Regions from separate parts of the Homo sapiens genome. Here region 1 is linked to region 2. Evidence: read pairs that join two places in POLR2A ChIA-PET (ENCODE). Cell type or tissue: PC-9. All regions are shown on one strand. Each heading gives the region's core, and the rest is flanking DNA. Links, peaks and the distances in the headings are about the cores only.

The links. Peaks named below come from ENCODE experiments on the same cell type or tissue, not always from the same donor. Only the 100,000 strongest peaks of a DNase experiment are listed, where the experiment ranks them.
Region 1: POLR2A ChIA-PET joins it to region 2 with 6 read pairs; 2 of 35 experiments call an interaction of 5 or more read pairs at or near these places.

What each region holds. Positions count from the first base shown.
Region 1 is chr2:234,942,081-234,954,279 of GRCh38, forward strand. LOC105373938 (a long non-coding RNA gene) reads left to right here. Exons shown (of 7, transcript XR_007088132.1): 2 at 3,563-3,622; 3 at 6,784-7,043; 4 at 7,506-7,705; 5 at 7,787-7,855; 6 at 8,518-9,271; 7 at 9,359-9,719. It overlaps SH3BP4 (SH3 domain binding protein 4), which reads left to right and starts at 9,937. Exons shown (of 6, transcript NM_014521.3): 1 at 9,937-10,090. RefSeq lists an enhancer at 10,390-11,039. In PC-9, for the core only: no CTCF peak of the experiment used is centred there; a DNase peak (open chromatin) is centred at 4,551.
Region 2 is chr2:235,697,020-235,709,218 of GRCh38, forward strand. It overlaps AGAP1 (ArfGAP with GTPase domain, ankyrin repeat and PH domain 1), which reads left to right. Exons shown (of 18, transcript NM_001037131.3): 2 at 12,160-12,199. Among named protein-coding and RNA genes, the nearest start is that of TNRC17, 190 kb to the left of the region's middle. RefSeq lists an enhancer at 11,699-12,199. In PC-9, for the core only: no CTCF peak of the experiment used is centred there; a DNase peak (open chromatin) is centred at 6,182; H3K27ac peaks cover 3,088 bases.

The DNA.
Region 1 (12,199 bases), core at 2,636-7,635, 760 kb before region 2:
CATGCTCCCAACCCCCAGCCTCTGTTACCGCCATTCTACTCTTCATTTCAATGAGTTTGACTGTTTTAGATTTCCCATATAAGTAAGAACATGTGGTATTTGTCTTTCTGTGCCTGGGCATAATGTTTTTCTCTTCCATCTACGTTACTGAAAATTACAAAATTTCTTTCTTTTTAAAGGCTGAATAGTATTCTACCGTGTATATATACAACATTATCTTTCTCCATTCATCTGTTGATGGACACTTAGGTTGATTTCATATTTTGGCTATTGTGGATAGTGCTGCAATGAACATGGAAGTGCAAATTTCTCTTCAACATACTTATTTCAAATCTTTTGGGTAAATACCCAGAAGTGGGATTGCTGGATCATACGGTAATTCTACTTTTAGTTTTTAGAGGAACTTCCATACTCTCTTCCATAATGGCTGTACTAATTGACATTCCCACCAACAGCCTACAAGGGTTCCCCTTTCTCCACACCCTCACCAACACTGCTACATTTTGTCATTTTGATAATAGCCATTCTGACAGGTGTGAGTTGATGTCTCATTGTGGTTTTAATTTGCACTTTCCTAATGATTAATGATGTTGAACATTTTTTCATATATCTGTGGGCCATTTATATGTCTTCTTTTGGGAAATATCTATTCAGGTCTCTTGCTATTTTAAAATCAGATTTTTTTTTTTCTCCTAATAGAGTTGTTTGAGTACCTTATATATTTTGGATATTAACCCCTTATTAGATATATGGCTTGCAAATATTTCCTCCCAATCTGTGGGATGCCTTTTCATTGTTAATTGTTTCCTTTATCGTACAGAAGCTTTTTTAGTTTGATGTAATCCCCTTCGTTTATTTGTGCTTTTCTTACCTGTACTTTTGGAATCAAATCTAAAAACATCATTATGTAGACTAATGTAATTTTTCCCCAATATTCTCCTTCAGTAGTTTTATAGTCTCAAGTCTTGAGACATGGCTATTTTTTTTAATATTTTATGTTTAAATATTTAATCCATTTTGAGTTGATTTTTGTATATGGGGTGAGATAAGGATCCAATTTTATTCTTCTGCATATGAATGTCCAATTTTCCCAGTACCATTTAGTGAACAGACTGTCCTTTTCCCATTGTCTATTCTTAGCACCTTTGTCAAAAACCTATTGACTGTACAGATGTGCATTCATTTTTGGGCTCTCTATTCTGTTCCATTGGTTAATGTGTCTATTTTTATGTCTGTGTCATGCTGTTTTAATTACTATCACTTTGTAGTATAGTTTGAATTCAAGTAGTGTCATGCCTCCAGCTTTGCTCTTTTTGTGTGTGATTTCCTTGGCTATTTGGATTTCTTTTGTGGTTTTGTATGAATTTTAGGATCATTGTTTCTATTTTATGTAAAATTACATTGGAGATTTTATAGAGATTTCATTAATTCTGTAGATTGTTTTGGGTAGCACAGATACTTTAACAATATTACTTCTTCCAATCTGTGAACATAGGATATCTTTCTGTTTATGTGTGTTTTCTTCAATTTCTTTCATCAACATTTTATGGTTTTCAGTATACAGGTTTTCACCTACTTGGCTACATTTATTCTTAAGTTGTTTTTGTTTTTGAAGCCATTGTAAATGAGATTGCTCTTTTAATTTGTTTTTTGGAAAGTCTGCAGTGTCAACAAATCAATGGAAACTACTGATTTTTATGTGTTGCTTTTGTAATCCTCAACTTTACGTATTAATTTCTAAGTCCTAACAGTTTTTTGGTGAAATCTTTAAGGTTTCCTCTGTATGGGATAACAGACAGCAACAATTTCACTTCTTCCTTTCCCATTTGGATGCTTTTTATTTCTTTCTCTTGCCTAATTGCAAGGACTTCCAACATGATGTTAAATAGAAGTGGTGAGAGTAGGTTTCCTTGTCTTGTTCTGAATTTTAGAGGAAAGGGTTTCAGTTTTTCACCATTGAGTACAAGGCTAACTGTGTGCTTACCATATATATATGTTCTTTATTGTGTTGAGGTACATTCCTTCTATACCTAATTTGTTGAGAGTTTTTATCATGAAAGGATGTCAAGTTTTGTCAAATGCTTTTTCTGTGTCTGATGAGATGATCACAGGGTTTTTGTCCCTCATTCTGTTAATGTGGTGTATTGCATTTGTAGATTTACATTTGTTGAACCATCCTCCTATCCTGTGATAAATCCCACTTAATCATGGTGAATGATCCTTTTAATGTGTTGCTGAATTCAGCTTGCTAGTATTTTTTTGAGGATTTTTGTATCTATGTTCAACAGGGATCCTGGCCTGTAGTTTTACTTACCTATTTATGTATTGATTTATTTTTTGTAGTGTCTTTTTCTGGTTTTGGTGTCAGAGTAATGCTGGCCTCATAAAAAGAGTTTGAAGTATTTCCTCCTCTTTAATTTTTGGAAGAGTTTGTGAAAGATTGGTATTAGTTATTCTTTAAATGTTTGGTAAAATTCAGCAGTGAAACCATGAGGTTTCTTAGGATCCTTTATATTTCTGTAGTATCACGTTGTATTATTTCCTCTTGTATTTCTGACTTTATTTATTTGTCCTCTCGTTTTTTCTTAGTTTAGCTAAAGGTCTGTCAGTTTTGTTTATCTTTTCTTTTTCTTTCTTTATTTTTTTTTTTATTTTTTGAGACAGAGTCGTGCTCTGTCACCCAAGCTGGAGAGCAGTGATGAGATCTTGGCTCACTGCAACCTCCACCTCCTAGGTTCAAGCAATTCTCATGCCTCAGCCTCCCGAGTATCTGGGACTACAGGTACACGCCACCACACCTGGCTAATTTTTGTATTTTCAGTAGAGACAGGGTTTTACTATGTTGGCCAGGCTGGTCTCGAACTCCTGGCCTCAAGTGATTCACCTCCCCTTGGCCTCCTTAAGTGCTAAGATTATAGGCATAAGCCACCATACCTGGCCATTTATCTTTTCAAAAAACCAACTCTTGGTTTTATTAATCTTTTGTATTTTTTTTTTAGTCTCTTTCATTTATTTCTCCTCTGATCTTTATTATTTTTTTCCTTCTACTAACAATGGGCTTAGTTTATTCTTCTTTCTGTATTTCCTTGAGGCATGATGTTAAGTTGTTTGAGATCTTTCTCCTTTTTTGATGTAAATGGAAAACACCAATTTAAATCCCTATTTAAATCCAATTGATATCCATGTTGACATGACTAGTAGTTACTGATTTTTTTTTATTTATTTATTTATTTATTTATTTATTTTTGACAGGGTCTTGCTCTGTTGCCCAGCCTGGAGTGTAGTGGTGCCGTCTCGGCTCACTGCAACCTCCGCCTCCAGGATTCAAGCAATTCTCCTGCCTCAGTCTCCCGAGTAGCTGGGATTACAGGCGCTCGCCACCACACCCATCTAATTTTTGCATTTTTTAGTAGAGACAGGGTTTCGCCATGTTGGCTAGGTCTGTCTCAAGCTCCTGACCTCATGTGATCCGCCCGCCTCGGCCTCCCAGAATGCTGGGATTACAGGCATGAGCCACCGCGCCCATCCCTGATTTTTTTTTTTTTTTTTTTTTTTTTTTAAGAAATAAAGCAACTTCTCCCAGGCCATGTGGAAAAGCCATGTGTGAACCAGAGGAACAAGTGTGAGTAAATCTCAGCCCTCTGGGCAGAATGTTCTGCTGTTCGTGCTATTTCTTAATCACAAGACTGGCTGTGGATTGCAAACCTGTCACCTCTTTTTTACATTCCCAAACTCACCAAAATGCCTTTGTTAAATTTTCATAGTTTGACATTGAAATATTAACGTGCAGACAACTGGCCTTGTACAGTTTTGATTCTATGCTTTGCAGGACTTTCTGGGATTTGAGGTAACCTGCATGTCTGGCCTGGTGTTCCTTGGCCTCGCAGAAATATCCCACTCTCCTTGCCAGACACAGAAAGCCCTTTGCTCCTTCCCTGGAACTTCCTCAAACCTCCAAACTTTGCACTTGCAGATTCTGCCTGGGATGTCTGTCCCCTAGTTCTGTTTCTCTTTTTTTTTTTCTGAGACGGAGTCTCGCTCTGTCGCCCAGGCTGGAGTACAGTGGTGCGATCTTGGTTCACTGCAACCTCTGCCTCCCCAGTTCAAGCAATTCTCCTGCCTCAGCCTCCCAAGTAGCTGGGATTACAGGCACACGCCACCACAGCCAGCTAATTTTTGTATTTTTAGTAGAGACAGGGCTTCACCATGTTGGCCAGGCTGGTCCCAAACTCCTGACCTCAAGTGATCTGCCCGCTCGGCCTCCCAAAGTGCTGGGATTACAGGCGTGAGCCACGGCGCCCGGCCCCCCAGCTCTGTTTCTAAGCCTACTAACAAATCGTATTCACCCTTCATCATCCATCCCTGAGGATACCCATGCCCACCTACATCCAGGATGGGTCCAGGTGGCCTTCCTCTGTGTACCCTGACACTTATCCAACTATCGTTCTATAGACTAACTATATAGAATGATAGCAACTGTGTACTCCTTAAGTAGAAGAATCTAGAACATACCTATCTTCCTATCCTCAGCTCCTAGCACACTGCCTGACACACAGTAAGCATTCCACACATATTTGTTGAATGGATAAGTGAGTAAATGAGCAAGGTAATGAATATTTGTTTAGAAGTATTTCTGGAAGTTTCCTTAAAGCCACAGAACTCTTTTCAGCAGATCATTTTGTCTCTGCATCCCTTCTGGATTCTGTATGCTCCTGGGATGCCTGGGTTATGTCCCACTGCATATGAATTTTTTTTTTCTTGAGACAGATTCTTGCTCTGTCGCCCAGGTTGGAGTGCAGTGGTTCGATCTCGGGTCACTGCAACCTCCGCCTCCTAGGTTCAAGCGATTCTTCTGCCTCAGCCTCCTGAGTAGCTATAACTACAGGCATGTGATACCACACCTGCTATTTTTTTTTTTTTTTTTTTAAGTAGAGATGAGGTTTCACTATGTTGGCCAGACTGGTCTCAAACTCCTGACCTCAGATGATCCACCCACATTGGCCTCCCAAAGTGCTGGGATTACAGGCGTGAGCCGCAGTGCCCAGGCCCAGTGCATATACATTTATTAAGGACAGTCAGCCATGTGGTGGGGCTCCCTGTCACAGCTTTTTAGAACTGGAAGGATAGAGGCTTCTCAGAATGGCAAACAGATCACCCAACATTTTCTGGCAAAACCGAAGTCTTGCTCTCTCTTATAGCTAGTGTCTCACTGAATTCTTGGCAAAGTAACGTTCTCCAAGCTGCTGGGGAAGTTACAGAGGATGGGCAGCATCTAGATGCCCCATGAGCCCCCATTTCCCAACACGGTCCCCTTGGAATCTCTCTCTTTCCCTCTTTCCATTCACTTCATTCTTTTCTCTCCAGCCTCACTGGTGTCATTTCAGTTCCCTGAGGGTGTGAAGCGCTTTCAAGCCTCAGGGTCTTTGCACATGCTGTTCCCTCTGCCCAGCACGCCCCTCTCCACTCCTTTCCCTTCGGGTCCAATGTCACCTCCCCTAGGGCCTTCTCCAGCCCTCCCACATAAAGCAGGTCTCACCTCATCCTAGTTCACAGCCCACTGTGCTTTCTTTTAGGATGCTTATCACCACCTGTAGGCTTTGTGGTTCCCCTTCTGCCTGGGTCCACTCTGGAATCTCAGCTGCCTCTGTCTCACCAGGGCTCTCACTCCCTGGGGCCACGCTCGGGGCTGGCATGCAGCAGATGTCCAATAAGTATTTCTTGAACAAATGAATGTCATTCTGTAGGCTTGTGAATCATGTAAGCAGCATTTTCTCCCTCAACTTAAATCCACTGTATTAGGCTGTTCTTGTGTTGCTATAAAGGAATACCTGAGACTGGGTAATTTATACAGAAAAGAGATATATTTGGCTCACAGTTCTGTGGGCTGTACAAGCATGGCTCTGGCATCTGCTCAGTTTCTGATGAGGCCTCAGGGAGCTTTTACTTATGGTGGAAAGCGAAGTGGGAGCAAGAGAAAGAGGGGGAGGTGCCACATACTTTCAAAGGCCAGATCTCCCCAGTACTCAGTCACTATTGGGGGGACAGCACCAAGCCATGAGGGGTCTGTCACCATGACCCAGACACCTCCCACCAGGTCCCACCTCCAACATTGGGAGTCATATTTCAACATGAGATTTTGAAGGAACAAATATCCAAATTTTATCACCAACAGAGGGTATGTATCTAGGCTTGCATTTTGATAACAGGTCCTCTCTCTGCATTCTGAGTCAGAGGCAACTAATTTAAAAATCCATTCACCCACATTGACGATTAAATTTCTACTCTTACAGATTCCATTTGAAAAATATCCTATGCCTTGTGCTCTTCTTTGCCCTTTAGCTGTGTTTTGTACATTTGTATTCTATTTTCCCTGTGACATGGGCATTTTGATCATTAATGATTTCACTTCACCAGAAGAACATTATTCTTTTTATTTCATTGCTGAGAATGTTTTTGTCCATAGAGAGATATTTTCATTATGGGCCACATGCAATTTCTGAGTAGTTATTTCCTAATATGAAGTGTATTTTATAGGTGGTCAGAATGTTATAACATATTAGAGAGCTTATGTAGAGTTTGGGATAGTGTATATTACTTGGGAGTTATTCTTGCCCGGGCTGCTTTTTCTGGGAGTGTTGTATCTATTCTGAGAAGTCCTTGGAATGAATTGGTGGTGCTTGGTGTGATTGAACTGTTGCTGGTGTTAGTAACAGATGCAGCACATTGACTGTCAAACCTACCCCAATCTTTCCCTGCTCATCTGTGTGCATCTTACTTTCCTAGACAACAGAGCCGCTGAGTACACCCCAACACAGAGGAGCCAGCGCTCACCGAGAGATTTGCCAAGTGGAGTCCTTTTGAGACATCCAAATTTCACTGTCTTCAACTTATTAATGTGAAACAAAGAATAACGTATATGTGTGTGTAAACACGAATAGTAACAGCTTATATTTGTAAACAATGTGCCGTGCGCCCAGCACTACATTAAGCAGTCTCCATGCAGCACCTCCATTAATCCTGGGGAGCACTGTACCCACTTCAAGGTGAGAACACTGGTACTGAGTGGCCCTGCTTTATGTCACCCAGCAGGTGAGTGGTGGGTCTGGCATTCAAAGCTGGGCAGCCTGATTTTAGAACCTACCACACTGTCTTTATACATAGATGCATGTCCACGTATATATACCCACACACATCACGCACATATGTATCATCTACACATGCACGCACCCAACGCGTGCAAACGCTTGGGGAAAACCTCTGGTAGAGTATAATTCACTGTGAACTATGGAATCTGGGAAAGGGTAGGAACTTAGGATCGATGCTTACTTTTTACTCTACACATTTCTCTAATCATTTTAATCCTTTGAAACAAATGTGTTATCTCTGTACTAAAAAAAAATAAAAACCCAAGTTATTGATTTTGCTGTATGTGTTCCCACTGGAAAGGCTTATTGAATAATTGAATGTTATGAATGAATAGCTCATTTTTTTTTCTTTTGATCCAGAGGCCTTTAGAAGAGCAAGTAACAAAAACTGGTGGAAAAAAAGCACACATTCAACAGGAAGCAACATCTAGAGACCTTTCTGCCTTCCAGGATACAAAAAGAAAACAGTTCATAAACAACTTACATCTAAACCAGTAATGTTGTCTCCCTGGCTCATAGGAGCTGAAGAAGAATTCCAGTTACTGTAGTAAGAATATAAGGTAATGTGTTCTTGTTTTTTTTTTCTTTTTTTTTTTAACCACTTTGTTTAAACATTCTGACCTCTGTTAATTCCTCTCTAGGATGTGGACTGGTTTGAGGATGCTTGAGGCATGACTATAGCAAGTACTGCGCATACATATGTGGACATCGTAAGACACACTCTCTGCTTCCCCAGGCGAAATCTGTAATGCTTTGTTTATTCATGTTCTATTCTGCGTTTCCATGGCACTTTGTTCTTTGTGGTTTTTAGGGTATCTTTCTCCCTCTCTGCTCAGTGAACTGAGCTGCCTGGACAGGCCTTGAGTTTTCTTATTCGATTGTTTTTTGTGTGTGTATGTTTTGCCTTAGCTCCCTCACTAGTATAGTCAAGGAGCTTTTCATGCTTTGAGCCATTTGTGGCATTTCAGGAATTACCTTCATAGCTTTTGTCCATTTTCTACTGGCTTGTCTTTTTCAATGTTTTTATAGGCATTTTTTAAAAAACACAGTGTGGATGTCATTTGGGATAGCAGTACTAATAGTAGCTAAAACTTACTGAAAGCTACTGTGTGCCAGGCAGTCTGCTGAGCACTTTACATGCTGCCTTTCATTTTTACACTCATTTAGGAAACTGAGTCACAGAGAGGCGAGATAACTTGCCAGAGATTCAAGCACACTCCAGACACATCCCTACACCAATCAGACCTCCTAGCCACCCAGAAACTCTCCTCTGCTCGGAGGCTTCTCTGCTTCCTCCACCTGCCCCTTCGCCTCACTGCCTCCTTTCAAAATCTGCGGCATGTATTTTAGGGATACTCGTATCCATTTTCAGGAATTCCATGATCTACACACAGATGACACCAAAATCGGAACAGCAATGTCCACCCTTCTCCCGAGCCCTAGGTCGGTGCCTCTGTCCACCTGTGTCTCCTGAAACTTCAACACAGACTTCAAATGGAGTGGCAGAAAACCAGATTCCTTAGGGAAAGGAAGGTCTCCCAGACGGCAGGAGCGGCAGGCCTTAGGGGCAGCCGCAGGGGCTCGGGAGTCTGAACATACCCGGTTTGAATTCAGACTCTGGCACGCCCCATGCGATCATAACATAGTGCTGCACGTCTCAAGCCACCTATAAAAACGGGGACAATAACAATATCTGCCTCGGGGTTAATGGTGAGGACTGACTGTGTGTGTCTCGCTCAGGACCAGGAGCAACAAATGTTGGCTTCTTCCCCGGCAAAGACCCGCGCTTTCTCCTGGGCTCCGGGTTCCCGGGGTGGGGGTGGGCGCAGTCCCGAGGGCCCCAGGCAGTGGCGCAGTGGTTAGACCCCAGCCTCTGGAGTCGGCCTCGGTTCAGATTCTGGTTCTACCCTTCTCCTCTGTGGCGAACCAACCCTCCGAGCTCTAGTTTACTCGTGTGAAATGGACTAGCCAAAATTGGGATTTTTTTTTTTTTTTAGGATTAGATGTGTCGGTCCATAGACGTTGCTGGCCACATAGTTAAGTGGTGCGTTCACTCACTGGGCATTGATGGAGCGCCTACTACGTGCCAGGCCTGTTTTACGCGCCGGGGGCCCAGAGGCGCCCAGGTCAGACAAAGTGTAAACGATTCCGACCAGAGCCCTTCAATCTGCATTCCGCTTCGCAGGAAACTCTCCTCCTTTTATGATTTTCAGCCGGACTGCCTTCCCTGTTGTTAGTTTGTAACTTTCGCTCCGGCCCCCGCAGCCTCGCGCCTGCCTTCCCTCCACTGTCCTCAGCCAAGGTGTAGTAAAGCGTCTCCGAACGCGGCGCGACCCTCGCCCACGCCCGCTCGCGGGGGGACCGCACCGCCCCAGGGGTCCTCGCTAGGGGTTCCCGGAGAAGGGGTGGGAGATGGGGGTGCGGGGGGGCACAGGAGCGCGGGCCAGCACCCAGACCTGCTCGGTACCGGGGACCCAGACCCGAGGATGCCGGGCGGCCAAGGCCCCGCTACCCTGGCCGGCTCCGGGCGGAGGAAGAAGAGGAGGCGCCCAGACTGGATACCCGCCTGGACCCGGAGCCGCGGCACCACCCCCAGCCCGCCCCACGCTCGCCAGCCTCAGACGGCCGCGCCCCGCCCCGCCCCTCTCCCGAAGCCCCGCCCCGGCGCGGGACCACCCCCTCCGCGGCCTCAGCTCCGGTCCTGGCCCCGCCCCCCGCGCCCCCGCCCCCGCCCCCGCCCCCGCCCCCGCCCAGGCGCGGGACCACCCTCCGCCCGCCGAGGCGGGGGCCCAGCGCGCCCGGCACTCTCGGCGGTCCGGGCCCCTCGCCACTACCGCCGCCGCCGCCGCCGTGAGTCCCGCGGAGCCGCGCGCGCCCCCGGCTGGGCCGAGCCGCTGGCCGACGAGCGGAGCCTCAGGAGCCGGCGGGGACGCCATGCGAGCCAGGTAGGCAGGCGGCGGCGGGGAGCGCCTCGGGCGGCAGGGCCCTGGGGGCCGGCGGGGGCGCGGGGTCGTGCTCGGGGGCTTTGCACTCCCTTGCGGGCGCAGATCGTGCCGCGGGCGCCGATCGTGCCACCGCCGCCTGAGTTCGGGGCTGCGCGGGTGCCTGGGCGTGGGGCGGCTTCGGGGAAGCCTCGCGCGCCCCTCGCCGCTCCCCCGGGCGCTCGGGTCTCCCTGGTGCTGGTGGGCAGGGACCCGGCCCGGGGTTCCGGGCGCCGAGCCGCAGCCCTCCGCGTGCGCTCGGGCCGCCCCCCAACCCCGGCTCTGGCCACTTCCCGGCGGGCGGCCCTGCGGGGTGGCCTCCCTGGGCAACCGGACGCGTCCTCGGGCGCAAATCGGGGGGCGCGCTCGGCTCACGGGGGCCGTGGGGGCCACGGGAGGGCGTGGAGGGGTCGGGGCGCCCCCCTCGAGCGGCGCTGGGGAGGAGGGAAGGACGCGCGGTCTCCGGTTAAACTTGTTGGTGACAATGCATATTTCAACTTCTTCGGAGATCCCTCCTGTGAGGATGAAATTGAAAACTCCGGTTTCTGGCTTGGCGATCGGGTGACCGAGCAGCCGCGAGGTGACAGCGCCGGCGGCCCGCGGGCGGGGACCGGCTGGGATAGAGGCGCGTTGTTCTCTGAGCGATGTTTACCGAGAAGCCCGCTCCGCGGCACGGGCGGGTGTCAGTTGGGACCCCAACCCTGGGTCCCGCGGCTCCTAGCCCGGGGCCTGCGGTGTAGACGGGGGTTGGGGACAGGCCCAGCTGGCCCTGACCGGGTGTCGGGCGCCCAGAGATGCCGCGCGGGAGGAGCCGCGGGAGAGCCGCCGGACTCAGCGAGCAGAGGGTCGTGGAGCCTGATGGATCGATGAGATCTGAAAAAGAACACTGTGCGAGATTGTATTCCTGCTTATTCTTTCCAAGTTAGTAGGCAGATTGGAACTATAGAATTTATCCGTGATAATAATAAAGTTCGCATAACTTTTGTTCTGATTACAGAAACAATGTATGCTCAGGACAGAAAGCTAGAGATAAAGAGAAATATAAACAGCAAACAGGAAACCATCCCCAATCCCACATTTTTTACCAGCCTTGTCACAGCCTGGCAGATTTGAACATTAAGTTAGAACTGGAGCCATTCTTGCCTAAACCAGAGAATCCCTGAATGCAGCCGCCCCTTCTCACCCTTGTGACCGTCTCTGAGCTCCAAAGTTTGGGTTTTTTCCTTGCTCCCTACCCGGGCAGAATCTCTGCTGGCCACGAGTCCCCTTCCCAGTGGGCTGGGGGCTTTCCTTGAGATCCGTGGCCCAGATGAAATGATGGGAGAGGCCTGGATCCTCACCGCCCTCTGTGGTTTTGGTTCCTTGCCTTGTAAAAATGAAGGTAATGATTCTCAATCTGCTTCTCAAGCCACCATAAAAATTAATGGGTGGTTTGCAGAGCGTTTTGACATCCGTGGATGGACAGCGGCTGTACTTTAAGGCGCTGGGGAACATTCTACTGTTCCTCATTGCAGTGGTCATGCAGTGTAATAGGCTGCCTCTCACCTGGCCGTCCTGCCCAGGAAACAGACTCCAGGAATGTCCAGTGGAGCCCTGAGGACAATATTCCTGGTTCCTTGCTCAGTGCCCTCGGGACTCGGCCAAATCCCTCAGAGTGGGAAGCTTGGGAAGAGGCAGCGCTCTCCAATCCCCCTCCTCCACCTCTGCTTTCTGCTTGTAGGCGGATTTCTTAAAGTAAGGGGGCAGTGATATTTAGGCGGGACCCCAGATTGCCCACTGCCTGATGTTTGTGGGTCTGTGGAATGCCCGGGCCGTGCTTATCCAAAAGAACAGTTAGTTCTGGGAGGACGCATAAACTGAACAAACCTGGCTTCCTAGAGATTTGTATGGCTCACTTGTTTACTAAATGAACAATGACCGGCTGCGGAGAAGCCCAGGACACTTCTGTGAGCTTTATTATTATTTTTTTCCTGTTGTCCCAAGACTACATTTTAGTGATCTTATAAAACAATAAATAAGAACCCATGCCATTTGTTAATTCTGGGTACCAAAGGCCCAGGTGGGGAGAGGTAC
Region 2 (12,199 bases), core at 3,688-8,687:
CATTCGATTTGCCATTAAGTCCGGTTATTTTAGCTGAACCTTCCCCTTAGGTCAGTGCCAGCCCATTAACCTGAGAGAAGCTGGGACAGCCCCAGGCACCAGCCAGCTTTAGGTCTGCGTGGAAAGGGTGTTCTTACTAAGAGCAGATTCTGGGAGGTGAGAGCTGGAAGAACCGGAGGCAGCCCTCCCATTTCACAGATGAAGAGATTAAGGCCCCAAGAGGCTAAGTGACTCGCAGAAAAGCTGCCCAGGCGTTCCATGTAGAGCATGGATTTGAACCAGCATTGCCGCATCGGGATGGGGAGGTGCTGGTTTGCTTGTTAGCTGTGTTGGGTGTACATGTTGTTCGTCTTCATGTGAGGTTGTTAGAAGTAGTTTAGCCACATTAAGTGCCCAGTGCCCCCACTTCCCCCTGCAATCCCCGATGAAGCAATGCTTCTCTGTGAGTGACATGGCAGGGGGGACCAATACCTAGTGGACTGTCTGTGTCTGTCACCCCTGTGCCTGGGAGGGGTGACCCTTGGCTTCACAGACTGTGCTCCCTTCACCTTGCCCCACGGACCCTCCCCCAACCAATTTCTTAGTCTGCTCTTGTGGCGAAAATTCAGCAACAGTAAGGAGTGAGTTAATTCTGATTGCTCTTTCTGTGGTAATCTTCTGGATTTATTTGTGTCTATTATTGAGCCATCCCTTATTATAAACATTAATTTCACCATGAATTAAACAGTATGACTGACTGAGTTTATAATTCTTTCTGGAATGAAAACTGTCAGGCCCAATTATATCCAGCCCAGGACTGACAGAAACTCAGCATATGAATTGTAAATATCTTGTCTCCTGCGTTCTTTATTTTAACCAGGGAAAATGTTCTCGTGTCTATCAACTTGTCTTAACTTCAGCAAATACAGTGGCTCTTGCATACTACCAGCATCTAAGCTGCAGTCGAAATTATCTTTTAATACAGCAGTCTCCAAGCTTTTTTGGCACCAGTGACTGGTTTTGTGGAAGACAGTTTTTCCAGGGACCCAGGGGTCGAGGGAGGGGGGATGGTTTGGGATGAAACTGTTCCAGCTCAGATCATCAGGCATTAGATTCTCATAAAGAGCACACATCCTAGATCCCTCACAGGTGTGGTTCACAGTGGAGCTTGCACTCCTGTGAGACTCTAATGCCGCCGCTGATATGACAGGAGGCGGGGCTCAGGAGGTGGTGTGAGCTTATGGGGAGCAGCTGTAAATACAGATGAAGCTTCGCTTTGCTTGCTCACACGCTGCTCACCTCCAGCTGTGTGGCCCTGTTCCCAGCCAGCCACGGATGAGTACCAGTCCACGTCCCTGCGGTTGGGGACCCCTGTTTTAATATACATCTCCACCCAAACTGCAGTAAGACAAATAGCTGTCTACTCTTACATCTCATGAAAAAAAAATGGCTGTGAATTTAACCTACGGATTTTGTTTTTTCTTGCAGTTTCTGACTTGTACCTTTTCATAAAATATCCCTATTCAACATTTTCACTTTCAAGGACTCAGCAGTTTCATTTTAGGTGTTAAAATGTTTTAAAGCATTCTCGAGATCTGTTCAAAATTCTACGTCTTATATGAAATGTAGGATTCTGGCTTTGGTCTAAGGTGACAATGTTCTACCGCTTCTTAGGGGTGCCAGGAACCCCTGGCGGGAGGCCGTGTCTCCCTAGTGTGACAGCTGGCGTTCTGGTGGTGGCGCTCAGTGTGTTCCTACAGTCATTTTCTCAGGTTCTTGTTATTGTAGCAGCTTGATGGTTGCATAATTATTCATCATACCTATCACAATTTTTAAATTTTTATTGCTCTTCCCACTTTAGATAGAAGCTCAGTTACTCAGAGGCTCAACAATAAATTGAACATGTAGTCAGCATGTGAAAACCCCAGGGTGGGTTTTTAGCAAGCTCCTGAAGGCAGGTGTCTGGAGATTAGAGAGGAGAGGAGCACAGGGGAGCCCCGTGCCCATACCTGTGGCTGGTTGGTGGTGTAGGCAGGAGATGGTGGCCTGGACCACCACGGGCATCAGACATCCCCCCCCCCCACCCCACCTAGGCTCGCACAGGAGGGACGGGGAGGCAGGAGGGAAAGAACTGGTCGGGCAGGACGTCCCTACATGCCCCCTCCCTTCCCCTCCAGCTTTTCTCCTACTTTGGTGGGGTGTTACTGCTGGGGCATGGGAACAGCGGATGAGCTGGGTCAGGGGGATGGGGGTCTAGGGCTTGGGGAGACCTCCTGTAGATACAGGCAGTGTCTTTGGTTGCGTTGTCTTGCTACAGAGAGCCTGATGTATTTGTAAGAAGACTAAGAAGGTTTTGGATGATGGTGATCAGGTGCTTGTTCCCTTTAGCAGGGGAAATTGGGGCTGACTTTATAACATTGGAGCTCACTATATACTAGAAGTTGAATTGTACTTTTTTCCCCTGGAGTTCTGTGACTCCTTTGAATTCTCACGGGTTAAATGGGATCCTGGATACTCCCTCCCTCTTTGTAAAACCCCTGGAGCATTTTGTGGCTGAAATTTACTTCTTAGAGCCATGAAATGCCCTCCAAAAAGTGAAGCACCACATCCAAATTGCATTCCATGCCCAAAGTGGTTAACATCCCTCAGAGATGCAAACTCAGAAGCATTTTTGGTTTTGAGAGCCACAGTGCTTTACCCATAGGATGGGCAGGCCATTCCTTCTGCTGACTGCGTCAGCAGTCCGGGCTCCAGGAGAACCAGCATTCGCAGTGGGGGTGTCTGCACTCTCTACCAAGCTGTCCAGGTTCAGGAATTAAAGATGGAAGTGAGAGCCTGTGAAACAAGGAAGCTATGAGGTGTGGGGCTTTGCCAGAAGTGCCAGGGAGGCTGTAAAATGTGTTTTGGAGGCAACCTCAGGCTGGTTCTTCTGGGGACCTCGGTGTTGGGGGAACGGCCTGTTTCTGTAGCTTGGGATGAACTTCTTCCCTGCATCTGTGAACAAGCTTGTACTCAGCCTGTAGGTTAACAAGCTGGGGCCAGAAGGCTGTACTGCACTGGACCCAAAACCTGCCCTAGGAAGATGCTTGCAACAAAACTTGTTATCACCTTGGTTTATAACAGTGAGATGGAAACGGGATGGAATTGGGGCATGGGTTTCAGGACTATGAAGTTATTATTTATGCATTAAATATTCCGAAGCAGCCTCAGCTAATGGAACACAGTTCTTCTGAAGGAAATGCGGAAGATAATCCCAGCAGTGCAGGAGAGCTGTGCTCCACTCCTCAAGGCTGTAGGTGGGCCTCTGTTTTCACATTTTAAGAAGGAAAGGGCAATTTTCTTCCTTGCCGTTTTGACTTTCAAATCCTCACGCCCTCTGCTTTGATTCTCTCAGACGTGAATCCTTTAAGCAGTGCTTTACACACCCACGACAAGGGCGTTCTTGGGGAACACCGTGATTCTGGAGGGGTATTATGAGGCACTCAGGAATGCTTTTGAAGAAACTGTAATGAAAATGAGGGCCGGGTGTGTTGGCTCACACTTGTAATCCCAGCACTTTGGGAGGCCGAGGCAGGTGGATCATTTGAAGTCAGGAGTTCCAGACCAGCCTGGGGAACATGGCGAAACCCCGTCTCTACTGAAAATACAAAAATTAGCCAGGCATGGTAGCGCGTGCCTGTAGTCCCAGCTACTCAAGAGACTGAGGCGGGAGAATCACTTGAACCCTGGAGGCATAGGTTGCAGTGAGCCAAGATTGTGCCACTGCACTCCAGGCTGGGCGACAAAGCGAGAATCTGTCTCTGTCTCTCTCTCTCTCTCTCTGTGTATATATAGTATATATTATATATGTATATATTGTATACTCTACATAGTATATATTTATAATATATGTATATAATGTATAATATATGCATATATTATGTATTACACATGCTAGCATATTTGTAATATATATATTATGTATTATGTATATATTATATATGTATATATTATATATGCTATAATATAGTTATATGTATATATTATATATGCTATAATATAGTTATATGTATATATTATATATGCTATAATATAGTTATATGTATATATTATATACTCTATAATATAGTTATATGTACATATTATATATTATGTATATATGATATGCTCTATTTAGTGTATATTTTATATATTTATATATATGGGGGGGTGGAAATCACTATCCTCTAAGAAGTTACAAACCTGCAAATCCTCTAGAGCCCATTTGGGCCGGCAAACTTTTGCCTTGGGATTTCCTTAGAGGAGAAGAGAGAGGACCCAGTCAAATGCTGACGTTGTTGTGACAGATTCTAAGTCGCCTCAGGGCTCAGGGGAAAGAGCCTTGGAATTGCAGGCAGTGGCGTGGATGTACCTGCAGGGGTGGGCATGGTGGCATCTTGGTGGCCAGGTGTTCGTCACCCTGCACTGAGAGGGCCTGGTGAATGGCAAGGTCAGGGGATGCTGTCCGGACATGTCAGGATGGGAAACTGTCTTGTCTGTGGATCTTTGAGGCTGCTGAAAAGGATCTTTGAGCCTGAACTTCCAGGGAAGCCTGAAACCAATCTGGTATCCCCAGGGTTTATGTTTTATTTCATTTATTATAGGGATTCAAGGATTTCCAAATAAGAAATTAAATCCTACCATTGAAACTGTGCTGGTGAACTTCTGCTAAGTCCTACATTTGAAAGTCATCAGCGGATTATGTCTGATCCAGTTTGCAGCGGGCTCTTTTCCGGCTGCGTTGAAATGGATTTCTTTATTCTATTTAAGACTCCACTTCCTTCCTCGGCACAGAACTGACAGGCTGTGGCAGCCACAGCCTCCTCCGATGCTCCTCTCCTCTGTGGATGTACCATCTTTCTTCCATTGTTGTTTTGTTTTATATTTGGGGGCTTTACGGCTGCTTTAAACTAAAAATAAATGCTCCTCCCCTTTTCTGTGCTAAAAATAATAGTTAAAATCCTTGTGACGTTTAAGGTTTTCAAAGAAAATTCCCAATTTCTGAGATAATATGTTGTTTTTAAAATGTCACCTGCAATTTCAGGTTCCTTTTTTTAGCCTTGTGTATAATTTCACGAGTTTTGTCTGGAATGCGTATTTGTGGTTCCTGGAGCCAAACAGAATTGGGGGCTGGGCTGGGGGTGAACGTGACACGGGAGACCATCAAGTCATTCTAATATTGGCTGCATGCTGTGCTTCTAGTTGATAATTTGGAGGAGAAAATTAGAGTCCATAGCTCTGCTGGGGAATGAGCCCACCTGCCAGACGATGGCTGTCTTAATGAAGATGAGGTCCTGGCTCCCTTGTCTAATGAAGAATGTGGGGGAGCCTTTAGCAGAAGGCTCTGAAATCCCGAGGAAGGACGCAGTGGAGGCACCGCTGGACAGGAGCTGCCTTCCCTGGTCCTTGCAGCCAGGCTCCTGCAGCCTGGGAAGGTGGGGCTTCCTCATCTCAGGTCCAGAATCCTCTGAAAGTTCTCTTCCTTGACCATAGTCCTTGGGCCCTGTTCCCTTGTTGGTGTTGTTTGCTGAGGTAGAATGCTAAGATAGGCCAACTGGAGTCATTTCCAGGATTACTTCCCATTCTAGAATTTTTGGTATATGTTGGTAGTCATATCACATGGATGACTTTTTTCATACACGTTTATGTGCTGTAGGTTGAACCCCACTGTGAAATTGCCACTATTCAAACATATTTGACCATATTTGTGCCTCCAGCACAGCAGCGAGTACAAGTAGCACATGTGCCTGTCTCCAAGCAGGAACATCTCCTCCTGGCTGTGGTCAGATTGATCTGGCAATTTTTATGTGGTTTGATGGAATATAAATTGACCTGGGATGAAAACTGACTCCAGTAAAGCCTTCTAGTTTGTTTTACTCCATGTGGAGTTAGTGGTCACTGTGAGCCAGTTTTCTTGGTTTTTTTTTTTTGGACAGAGTCTGGCTCTGTCACTCAGGCTGGAGTGCAGTGGCGCAATCTCAGCTCACTGCCACCTCCACCTCCCGGGTTTAAGCAATTCTCCTGCCCCAGCCTCCTGAGTAGCTGGGATTACAGGCGCACACCACCTCACTTGGCTAGTTTTTATATTTTTAGTGGAGACTGGGTGTCACCATGTTGGCCAGGCTGGTCTCAAATTCCTGACCTCAAGTGATCCGCCTGCCTCAGCCTCACAAAGTGCTGGGATTACAGGCGTGAGTCACCACGCCCGGCCCGAGCCACGGTTTTCCATCCCTGGTGTGGTTGCTTCATCAGGACTTGGCAGGCCATGTGTTACTCCAGGCTCACTTGTGCCTCCAGCGCAGCAGTGAGTTCAGGTAGCATGTGTGCCTGTCTCTGAGCGGGAGCATCCTCCCCCGGCTGTGGCACCTGGGCAACGGGACATCAATTCCTGCTCTTTAATCCTACCCCCAAAGGTAATAGGAGAGCTTCCTCTGTGGGTAGTTGGGCCCTTTCCCAGGCATCCTGCCACCTCCTTGGCAGCATCTCCTTGGAACCTTACAGAAGCCTTAGGAAAGAATTGCTCCCCTCTTCTCCCCTCCCCCTCCTTCCCCTCCCCCGCTTCCCTCCCCTCCCCCGCCCATCCTCCAGGCTGGAGTGCAGCCTTCCCTCCCTCGCTCTATCCCCCAGGCTGGAGTGCGGTGGCACAATCTCGGCTTACCACAACCTCCGCCTCCTGGGTCAAGCAATTCTCCTGCCTTAGCCTCCAAGTACCTGGGATTACAGGCACCTGCCACCATGCCCGGCTAATTTTTGTATTTTTAGTAGAGATGGAGTTTTGCCATGTTGACGAGGCTAGTCTGGAACTCCTGACCTCAGGTGATCCACCTGCAGGCTAATCTCAAACTCCTGACCTCAGGTGATCTGCCTGCAGGCTAGTCTTGAACTCCTGATCTCAGGTGATCCACGCCCCTTGGCCTCCAAGTACTGGGATTACAGGGGTGAGCCACCTCGCGCCCGACCAGAAATGCTTCTATTTTATGGTGAGGAAATTGAGAGACCAGAAAGTTAACCGAGGTCACTGTCAAACCCATGGCTCCTGGCTCCCTGACCCCTCACACCCATTTCCCTCTGCGTCCTCTTGATCTCCCATGGACACTGGGATGGGCAGGGCCAGGTGGGAGAAGCAGGGCTCATCTCTGAGGGCTGCGTTATGGGGTAGGAGTTTAGCCTCAGTAACTGCAGCACTTTCTGCCCATGGCAACCTGTGCTGTTTTCACATTTCTCAGAAATTCCCGCTCTTGGAGTTTTACACTTGTAACATCTGCTTAGCAAATTTTGAAAAATTGAAGATGAAGAGTAATAAAGTGTGGACAAAGCTCTGCAGGGAGCTTGTTAGAAATGCTGATTTGAGGCCGGGCGTGGTGGCTCATGCCTATATTCCCAGCACTTGGGAGGCCGAGGCCAGCGGATCACGAGGTCAGGAGATCGAGACCATCCTGGCCAACATGGTGAAACCCCGTCTCTACTAAAAATACAAAAATTACCCAGATGTGGTGGCGGGCGCCTGTAGTCCCAGCTACTCGAGAGGCTGAGGCAGGAGAATCTCTTGAACTCGGGAGGTGGAGGTTGCAGTGAGCCAAGATCGCGCCACTACACTCCAGCCTGGCAACAGAGCGAGACTCCGTCTCAAAAAAGAAATGCCGATTTGAAGGTTCTGATTTCCAGAGTCCCGGCTGATGCTCACCTGTTGCTGGCTTTGCTAAGCGTCCCAGGTTAGTCTAGGGCGAGCAGGCTCTGAGCAACACAGCAGATAATGAGGGAGGGATTTAGAATCTGGCATTGCCAAGGAGGTCAAGGGGGACTTTCCCAAGTGTCCCGCTGTGTCCAGAGGCAGCAGCAGGGAGAACCTGTCCTGAAGGGCTGCAGTGGTCGGCGAGCCCGGCACCTGTCTAGTTCTTGGGAAGGATCATTACTATCACCAACGTCGATTGTAAAATACAAGATGCTTTTTTCTTTTTTTTTTTTTTTTTTTTTTTTTTTGCGACAGAGTCTCACTCTGTTGCCCAGGCTGGAGTGCAATGGTGGGATCTCGGCTCGCTGCAACCTCTACCTCCCGGGTTCAAGCACTTCTCCTGCCTCAGCCTCCCGAGCAGCTGGGATTACAATCATGTGCCACCACGCCTGGCTAATTTTTGTATTTTTAGTAGAGACGAGGTTTCGCCATGTTGGCCAGGCTGGTCTTGAACTCCTGACCTCAGGTGATCTGCGCGCCTCGGCCTCCTAAAGTGTTGGGATTACAGGCGTGAGCCACCACGCCTGGCCCAGACACTTCTGAGAACGAGCTACATCCTCTGTGCCACTGGATTCTGGCTGGTCCAGGAACACAGGTGTGCACACATCCGGATGTGCATCCACACACTCATGCGCATATGCCCAGCTGTGTTTCCCTGAAGCATATTTATCCTTCCAGTGTTCCTGCACCTTGGAAGGAAGCAGGACAGCTGGCCTGGACCCTGCCCCACCCTTCCTCGACCCCACCTACTGAGTGATGAACAATTCCACGCCAGCACAGTGTCCAGCCCACAGATAGGTCCCTGTAGTGGAGTAGGAGGAAGGACTATTTTGGTATGCATGGCTTTCGCGAATGTTTTGTTAATTTTCGTTTAGCTTTGTATGAGGCAGCATTCCATTTTGACTGGGCGGTAACAGAGTTGATGAAAGTTTTTAAAATAAATACTTTTTAATGGGAGATGAAGAGTTTTGGCCAATTGAGTCAAGCATTTATTTTATTACTCTTATTGCCACAAACACAAATATGTTCCATTCAAGTGAGGATGTATTTGCAAGTAAAAAGATGCTTCACATTGTTCCAATGTTTATATAATCATGCATCTTTGTTTAATGGAGCACTGCTTAATTTATAATGAATATTTTATATTGTTAGAAAGTTAATCTTATGGTGGTATGTGTTGAAAAATCAGCAGTGCATTGATGAATAGAGCTCATTTTAATTCACAGTTTACCCTCTTTGTTTTACTATTAAAGTTCATTTTTAAAACTTCACGATTTAATTTCTTATGTGCCAAATGGAATAAACCTTAAAAGGTGCCAGAAGGTAACAATGAAAGGAAAATCATCTCATCACCCTTGACTTCAGCCATCTAGTTCCTAACCCTAAATCAGCACCTGTTAAGTTGGAAATTTTACCAGAAATAGTCTCAGCCTTGACAAGCATATGCATATTTATTTTGTTTTGTTTTGTTTGTTTGTTTGTTTTTTAAATAACGAGATGGAGTCTCGCTCTGTCGCCCAGGCTGGAGTGCAGTGGCACAGTCTCGGCTCACTGCAACCTCCGCCTCCTGGGTTGATGCCATTCTCCTGCCTCAGGCTCCCGAGTAACTGGGACTACAGGCGCCCGCCACCACGCCCGGCTAATTTTTTTTTGTATTTTTCAGTAGAGTTGGGGTTTCACCATGTTAGCCAGGATGATCTTGATCTCCTGACCTCGTGATCCGCCCGCCTCGGCCTCCCAAATTACAGGCCTGAGCCACCGCGCCCGGCCAAGCGTATACATATTTTGCACCCCTCACCCCCGATACACTTTTTAGAAATGCATTTGTGAGGATCCTATCCATCTCTGTATCGCACCTGGCTGTCATCACTTGATAGTAGCCTGGGGACTTGGGGAATCCCCACTGCAGTATGTTGAGCTTCAGTTACTGGTTTTACTATTCCATGATGTGGCTATATCCACAGTTACTTAACCAGGGTGTGGTTTGTTACAGTGCAGCAACAGAGTGACGTTCTGAGAAGCCAGACACTATTGGGGCCTGCATTTTGGAGTCATCATCATTGACCTTTCAGTTTTCCCTGGACCATTAGGGTCACTTTGCAGATCCTCTAAGGCCACATTCCCATTTTTCTGCAAGAGTAGTCGATAACAGAAAGAAGTGTTTTCCAAATTAATTGGTAATGCTGTTCACTGATGGTATTAAGACACAATTAGTTACCCCTGACTGAGCGCTTGCTGGGTGTCAGGCCCACGCTAGTGCGTTCCTCGCATCATCTGTCCACGGGTAATGTTTGTCTGCAGCATGTTGGGGTGGTGTTTGGGTGCACAATTATGCAAAATTTTGCGCCCCCGATATTTAGCTCCCAATGTGTCCGTGTCAGTGGGAGGAGAGTAGAGGGGCAGTGACTGGAAGTCTTTGCGGGCAGTGCAGGGAGAAGTCCGCCTCCCAGGCATCTTCTTCCTCAGGGCTCTTGGGCTTTCCTCCTGAGCTCCTGCAGATGGGCCTCTGCCGGTCTGCTCTGCCAGCTGGACAGGCATGTTGTGCCCCGAAAGTCTCTGCCCTCTAGAGATCACTCAGATCTCCTCCTGATCTACCCAGCTGTCCTTTCCTGGAGCAGGGAGTGTTCCTCTGACGGGATGTCTCACTCGGCATCGGGAGACCCTTGACGCTGTCATTGCAGGGCCCGTGGCATCTGGTTTGCTGCACAGTTGCCCTCCCCATGACCCCCCCCCCCCCCGCCCAGAACACACTGGGCAGATGTGCCCCCCACTCTGTGACCTGGTGGGTTGTGCTCCCCCGGCGTGTGACCTGGTGGGACGTGCTCCCCAGCGTGTGACATGGTGGGTTGTGCTCCCCCGGCGTGTGACTTGGTGGGACGTGCTCCCCAGCATGTGACATGATGGGTTGTGCTCCCCCGGCGTGTGACTTGGTGGGACGTGCTCCCCAGCCTGTGACATGGTGGGTTGTGCTCCCCCAGGGTGTGAGATGGTAGGACGTGCTCCCCAGTGTGTGACATGGTGGGATGTGCTCCCTCCCCAGCGTGTGACCTGGTGGGACATGCTCCTCATTTGTGTGACCTGATGGGTTATGCTCCCCCAGTGTGTGACATGGTAGGACATGCTCCCCAGCATGTGACCTGGTGAGATGCACTCCCCAGCCTGTGACCTGGTGGGTTGTGCTTCCCAATCATGTGACCTGGTGGGACGTGCTCCCCATCGTGTGACCTGGTGGGTTGTGCTCCCCAGGGTGTGCCTGGCCTCCTTCAGATGCTGGTTTTGCCCTCCTGTGTCACACCCATGGTGTGGTTAGCCCCTTGGCTTCCAGCCCTGCATCCATGCGGTCCTCATATCACACAGTTCTGTGAAGGTGATGGTGTTTCTTAACTTTTAGGCATCTTATGAATCAGGTCACTTCTTAGACATAATGTAGAGTGAGTAAGTTTCAGCATTGGAGGACAATATATTGGAAGTAAATCCCATGTGGAAAGAGCTATTTTTCTATCAGTGGGATGCACCTCCTCCCTCTGGTCCAGCCCACTCGTCATGTGTTGCCCGAGCTGCCATGTGATCACCAGGACAAATGATGACTACTATCATGGGGTCTCATTTATGATAAGAAATGGCATGTGGTGGGTGTGGAAAACTGGGTTGCAGGTAAAGCCATGGTCGTTTGGGTCATCTGTATCGGGTGGGTGCACTGTGCACAGGCAGTCAGGGGAGGCGGGGGAGAGTGCACCTGCAGAGGGCTGGGCTCTGTAGACCACCCCATGGAGCTTAGGAGTCCTCCATCTTTCTGACATAGTCTAAACCATCCTGGCTGGGTCTTCAGTGTTTAATATCTTTGTGAGGGTCAAAACTCTAGCACCAGATCTTTCTTCTGAGCTGTAACCTGTTACTTACAAACACTGAAGTGTTAACTTACACTGTGAGCATTCAAATCTTCAAATTCAATCATACTTTTTGCTGTGTGTGTGGGATTTCAGAAAAATGACTATTGTAGTAGACAAGCAAAAGACCAAATGTGGACCGACAGGCTATAACAGAATCACTCCTCGGAAAGCTAGGTGTGTCCTCAAATATCTCCACACTTGCCAACAGGCACAGTCAGGAGGGTCTGAAGATACACGCTCCACTGAAGGGCTGTGGCTTTAGCAGGGGAAAAATGGAAAGTTCGATTTTCAGTAACTTTTGAAGTCATTGGATAGAGCATGTGTTACCGACCACAGACTTGGACCTGGAACTCCCCACTGGCATCTAGCTGAGTGTCGTGAACTGGGACAAACTGATCTTTCTGGGGTGAGAGTGACACAGGGAGGCTTGTCTGCACCATCTTCAGTGACCTTCGGATGTGAAAATGGCCCATTGGAGGCATTTTGACTTGGCCTTTACGTGAGTTATGGTGTCTGACTTTGTGTCCTCCTCTTTTTCAGATGCCTTCGTGAACAGCCAGGAATGGACGCTGAGTCGATC